Regions from separate parts of the Homo sapiens genome. Here region 2 is linked to region 1. A link is a contact called in ENCODE Hi-C or POLR2A ChIA-PET data. All regions are on one chromosome and are shown on one strand. The core of a region is the stretch at or near the end of the contact, and the rest is flanking DNA. Distances in the headings are between cores, read along the strand shown.

Evidence for each region. A loop is a pair of places that touch in the nucleus more often than their neighbours do. ChIA-PET counts read pairs that join two places held with the same protein, here RNA polymerase II (POLR2A). Pooled maps may share reads with other maps.
Region 2: a map with no recorded cell type shows a loop between it and region 1 (4-fold over the local background). The contact joins two enhancer-like sites. A Hi-C loop is called at or near these places in 3 of 168 maps with a recorded cell type or tissue (GM12878, naive thymus-derived CD4-positive, alpha-beta T cell and natural killer cell), 26 of 37 single-sample maps with no recorded cell type and 15 of 50 pooled maps. POLR2A ChIA-PET finds 5 or more read pairs at or near these places in 12 of 52 experiments (GM12878, OCI-LY7, activated CD4-positive, alpha-beta memory T cell and 5 more).

What each region holds. Positions count from the first base shown.
Region 1 is chr5:157,023,934-157,027,066 of GRCh38, forward strand. No RefSeq gene overlaps it. Among named protein-coding and RNA genes, the nearest start is that of HAVCR1, 34 kb to the right of the region's middle. Within about 2 kb of position 1,543, at least 4 of the 41 ENCODE cell types and tissues checked have a DNase peak (open chromatin) inside an H3K27ac peak, as active enhancers do; they include OCI-LY7 and natural killer cell, where a contact is called at or near this core.
Region 2 is chr5:156,912,509-156,915,641 of GRCh38, forward strand. No RefSeq gene overlaps it. Among named protein-coding and RNA genes, the nearest start is that of TIMD4, 49 kb to the right of the region's middle. RefSeq lists enhancers at 100-1,299, 1,300-2,245. Within about 2 kb of position 1,688, at least 7 of the 41 ENCODE cell types and tissues checked have a DNase peak (open chromatin) inside an H3K27ac peak, as active enhancers do; they include OCI-LY7 and natural killer cell, where a contact is called at or near this core.

The DNA of each region.
Region 1 (3,133 bases), core at 293-2,792:
AGTTCAAGACCAGCCTGGCCAACATGGTGAAACCCCATCTCTACTAAAAATACAAAAATTCGCCAGGCGTGGTGGCAAGCACCTGTAATCCCAGCTACTTGGGAGGCTGAGGCAGGAGAATGGCTTGAACCCAGGAGGCGGAGGTTGCAGTGAGCCGAGATTGAGCCATTGCACTCCAGCCTGGGCGACAAGAGCAAAACTCCGTCTCAAAAAGTAACTAAATAAACAAAAGTGGCAGTGCAATACCCAAAGTCCCCTGCAAGAAAGACTTTGGGTTCATTTCCTGAGATTTACATCTGAAATAAGTAGAAGTAAAGGATGATCGTATGCTCTTATTTCCACATGTTCTTTCATGAAGTCTGAATGCTTTTATTGAAATGTAAAATATTTTATAGCAGCTTGTATTCTGTCATTTAAACAAACAAAAATTCTCAGGTCACATCTGTATTGCTAAACCAGAATGTCTAGAAATAGGGCCAAGAAATGTGTATTTTAACAAGCTCCCAGCTGATTTTGATCTATTGACTCTCCGACTTCAGGCATCTACATAACCTTTGCCGTATTCACATTGCTTTTTTGCTATTACTCACTCAAGTTATTTTAGATTAATTAACTTTAACATTTTATTCATCCTAATCAATACCCATTAAATCATGGGTTTGATGCATCTTAAAAAATATACATCAAAAAACTATTTTAAAAATCCATTTGTGGACTGGATAAAATCAGCTCCTGTACCACCCCACTACTGCCTCCCAAAGCAGCAATTTTGGGCCCAAACCAATTAGAGCCAAACGTTGGTGCCAGTTCCCTCTTTTTTCACAACCCCTCTTGCAAGGCCTGGGGGTGTCTCACAGCCCTGTGGAAAGCCCCTTGCTGCCAAGAGGTTCCCTTCTCCCCCTCTTTTTCCCCTGCCTATATCCTTCTGTCCTCCCAACAAACCTGACTCTCGAGCTATACCTGACTTAGAATAGTGTCACTGAAGCATGTTAGTGAATGTTAACATAGAATTTGGTGATGGGTAGCAGGTTTAGCTTTTAATATGCAAAAGTGGTTTTCTAAGATTGGGACTCTTTTCCAAACAGACATCTTCATAGAGCCCTTTTCCTTTCTTTTTTAAATTTTTAATAAGATGGAGGCTCACTTTGTTGCCCAGGCTGGCCTTGAACTCCTGGGCTCAAGTGATCCTCCAGCCTTGGCCCCCTAAAGTGCTGGGATTACAGGTGTGAGCCACTGTGCCTGGCCTGTAGATTCCTTTTCATCCAGCACCTGGCCAGACCCCTTGCACATCTCTTCAGCCTTGCTTCTCTTCATCTCTCCTCACTCACTAGTTTTTTACTCATTGGAACACAACATCCTCTCTTTTAATACACAAGCTTCCTGCTGCCCCACAGCCTTTGCATTTGTTTTCCTTCCACTAGATTTTCATGTGGCTGCCACCTACACATTTTTCTTGGTTTCAACTTAAATGTCACCTCTTTCCTAGAAGCAGCCGCTGACCAACCAGCTAAAGCTACACCACTTCCTACCCCCCAACAAACACCCTCTACCTCAGTGGTTCTCAACTGTGCCCGCAGGGACATTGTCAGTTGTCACCACTGGAGGATGTGACTGGCATCTAGTGGGTGGAGGCCAGGGATGACGCCAAACACCTTACAATGCACAGGACAGCCCCCTACAACAGAGATTTCTGTCCCCAAATGCCATAGTTGAGAAGCCAGTCTCTATCACAAGATTCTTTCTCTTAGTAATAATCAGTATCAGAAGTGATAGGTTTTGTATTTCTTCCCTACTAAGCTCCTTAGAACCTGGAGTTCAGGGTTGTTTCCTGAAGAGCACCTGACACCTGTGTGACTTGCCACAAATTTGATCCACTTTGACTAGAGCTCACAGCAAGTTGAAGATGGCTGACCCAAACTAAATGATGAGCCAGAGAAAATATCGAGTCGGTTTTCAAATTTGTTCCATTGCTGTTTTGTTAAAACAAAGCTGTTTTGTTTTCAAGAGACAAACAAAAAAAAACTTTTATTAATGAGTATGCATATAAATAAACCTAGACAACCACGAAGAGTCCCTCACAGTTTCATGTATTCACAGAATTATTTCATCTTTAAAGCCATCAGTGAACAATTAGTTCTGCTACTTGTTAAAGTTGTGCAAAATTTCTCAATTTAAACATACAGTCTTAATTATACCACTGTTCTAATGTCCCAAGACTGATTGGAGGTAATGGAATCTCAACAATATCTTAAATAGTAATTTAAAAAATTCATTGCGATCTACAAGACTAATATATCTAAAGGAAAATAATTCATATTCACTAAATTCCTCCCCTTTCTTCCTTCTTACCTATTCTCCCTTTCACTTGACAATTTTTTTCTACAGTATATGATGATGGCCAAATTACCCAATATCAACTGTTTCAAAAAAGAAATGTTATTTTAAAAGATACCATACAGCAAGAGACTTATAGGTGTAACACCATTGAAATTATTTGCTAAGCCCTGGCCAGGCACGGTGGCTCACACCTGCAATTCCAATACTTTGGGAGGCTGAGCAGGCAGATCACTTGACATCAGGAGTTCAAGACCACCCTGGCCAATATGGTGGAACCCTGTCTCTACTAAAAATACAAAAATTAAGTGGACATGGTGGCTATCCCAGCTACTCAGGTGGCTGAGGCAGGAGAATTGCTTGAGCCCGAGAGGCAGAGGTTGCAGTGAGCCAAGATTCTGCCACTACACTCTAGCCTGGATGACAGAGCCAGACTCTGTCTCAAAAGAAAAAAAAAATTATTTACCAAGCTGTGTTTTCGTAGTGTTTTTTAATTCTCCAAACTGCTTCAGTATCTGTAGTGTTTTTTACATTTCAAAGACTTCTCACATGTAACATTTCATTGGAATTAGCACTGTACATCATAGTTGATATGGAAATTATTACATCTACAGATGAAGAAAATGTAGACGTAAAGAACCATTTGCTCTAATGTCATCCAGTGTAACTGCTAAGAGTTAGGATTAGACTCAAGTCCTATCCCTAATCCTGTATACTACCCTAAACTCCTAAGCCCCCATACATTGTACTGCACAGAATGCTACTAGTGACTGTACTCATGCATTCAAACAAGTTTTGG
Region 2 (3,133 bases), core at 438-2,937, 110 kb before region 1:
CTTTAATGTGCACATGAGTGACCTAGAGATCCTAGATGTTACAAGGTGAATTCTGATTCATAGGATCTATGGTAGGGCCTGGGATTCTGCATTTCTAATATGCTCCCAGGTGATGACAAAACTGCTGGTCTGAATCTCACACTTCGAATAGCAAGGGTCTAGATATAAAATGTAGATCTAGTAGTAGTCTATTCTAACAGCGGATCTGAACAAACTAAATTCCATTTGGGTTCAACTGCAAAGTCACAGGAAAAGTGATCACTGCAATAAAGTCAAGAGCAGGGGCTGTGAGTGAGAGAACTGAGAGGATGGTTGTTTTTGATCTCTAGTTTATAGACTTAGGTTGACCAACCATCCAAGAGAAGCCATCTTTGCAAAATTATAACGATGAGAGAAATCTGACACAGTCGACCCCATTTTGCATAACTGACATATTTTGACCCCATAGTTTCCACAATCCCTTATTGCTCAGGAGTCATATGGCCAGAGATCACAAGGTTTGCGACTTCCCCAGTTGCTCATCTAGGTAACATCACTACTGTAGAAACTAAGATTGGTTTTTTGAAATATTTTTTCAACAGATCCCACCCGGCCTTGTGACTCATGATTCACCCGGTCCTGTGGCCCCACCCAGAGTTGGACTCAGCACACAAAGAAGTGTTCCACACCCCTATGATTTCATCCCCAATTTATCAGCAGCACCCTTTCCCTAGACCCCTGCTCTCCAAACTGTCCATAAAAACCCTAACCTTCAAGCCTTTGGGGAGATTGATTTGTATAATAACTCTATTTCCCATGTGGCTGGCGTCATGTCCATTAAACTTTTTCTCTACTGCAATGCCGTGTTCTCAATGAACTGGTTTTGTCTGTGCAGATGGCACAGGAAGAACCTATTGGGTGATTACACCAGTTTGCCCAGGACTGAGGGGTTCCTGGCATGTGGGACTTTGAGTTTTAAAACCAAGAAAGCCCAGAGCAAATTGAGACAAGTTGGTCACCATAGTTATGGTGCTGCTAGGAGAGCAGCAGAGCAGCCAAGCTGTGCGCTTTTTGCATTCTGATTCCTCTTCCTGGGGGCAGCAGCCCACTATAAAGCCAGGGGTGTGCTAAGATAGATGGCTTACGGAAAAGGAACGCTGAATTGCATGGCCACACCAACAAGAACTTAATTACATGACTCCAGAAGGGCAATAACAGGGCAGATTCTGTGAAAACTCCAGAATCTTAGCCACAGAGACAAGTCTAGAAAACACAGTTTAGTGCTTTGCTCTAGCACTGGTTAACTGTGGGACCTGGGCAACTCATGCCCCCTTTCTGAGCCTCAGTTTCCTTGGCTGAAAATGGGAGTGAAACTGACAGATGTGTGCGAGTCTTTGCTGTGCTCCCACCCCATTATTTCACATACAGTATGGATAATGCATATAACCGCACAATAGCACCTTTTCAGCACAAGCAGCAAATCCACCTTCTGTTTTGCGAGCAGCCATTTCCAGTGCTCCCCAAACTCCCTCTGGATAGCATTAGCATTCATCTTATTCGGGAACACTTCCCTTCACTGTCCTTTGATGCTCAGAGAGCTGAGAACTCACAGTGCTTTTTTTTTTTAAGGCTGTAACATATTTACAAATCTAAATGAAGCTCTATTTCCAGACCCAGTCTTTCGGTTTTGAGTGGCTTCCTCCTTCTGCTCTCACCTCCACCCAGGGAGCCCACTTCTCAACTTCCTGTTTTCTTTAGAGAGACAAAGAGTCTCCCCAGCCACCCATTGCTGGATTCCTGTTAACCTTTCATTAAGCCTGCTGACAGCTGGCTTTAGCTCTTCATGAGTTAGTTCAACACATTCCCATTTAAATGTGTCCCACCTGGCTTCATTAAGTTTCCTGCCAGGTTCTCCCTTTACAGCTTCCTCTGCAAATGCAAATCAGATTCTGAGTAAATAATATGGGGACAAGGGAAGATTGAGCTATAATGGGGTTGTAACTGGAAAGCCATTGATATACTCAGGTTGCTGTGGATCAGAGGACACTGAAATCCATTTGAGTCCAATGCAGGTCAGTGTTACAGAGCCATATGCATGAAGTCTGGAATTGGAGCCCTCACTGTGAAGTACAGGGTAGTGGTTAGAGTGTGGAGTCCTTCAAGCCTGGTTCAAAACCTGGCTCTGCTACAGGAGATTGGACGACGTGACCTTGAGCAAGTTCCTTCACCTGCCTGTGCTTCTGTTTTCTTAGCTCCAAAGCCAAAATAATATACCCGCTTTATTGAGCTGCTGTCAGGAGTCAATGAGATAATTGCCTTGAAACAGTTAATAGAGTACCCAGAATATAATAGGTGCTCATTACAAATTGATAGTATCTCCTGTGTTTAGCCTAGAAAGGCCATGGTGAGGAATTAGGTTGCTTTAAATTGAGCTTGCATGCGGCCCAGGATGGCTTTGAATGTGGCCCAATACAAATTGGTAAACTTTCTTAAACATTATGAGATTTTTTTTGCGATTTTTTTAGCTTATTAGTTATAATTAGTGTTCGCGTATTTTATGTGTGGCCCAAGATAATTCCTTTACTTCCAGTGTGGCCCAGGGAAGCCAAAAGATTGGAAACTCCTGCTTTAAATTGTGAGGTTTGATTGTGGATCCACCATATAATCATTAGCTGTAAGAAGCACATACTGCATCACATTCCTTCCTTATGGAAATGGAAAAACAACATTGATTCCATTCGATTGCATTACCTTTTTGTTTGTTTGTTTGTTTTTTGAGACAGACACAGTCTTAATCCGTTTCCCAGGCTGGAGTGCAATGGTGCGATCTCGGCTCACTGCAACCTCCTCCTCCCAGGTTCAACCGATTTTCCTGCCTCAGCCTCCCGAGTAGCTGGAATTACAGGCACCTGCCACCAAGCTTAGCTAATTTTTGTATTTTGGGTAGAGACAGGGTTTCGCCATGTTGGCCAGGCTGGTCTCAAACTCCTGGCCTCAAGTGATGTGCCACCTCGGCCTCCCAAAGTGCTGGGATTACAGGTGTGAGCCACTGCACCCGGCCTATTCTATTGCATTTCCCATGTGTGTTTTGTCTCATTCAGAAGTGAAGCTCCTTAAAAGAAGCAATTCTCTCTCCTGGGCCCCACATACAATA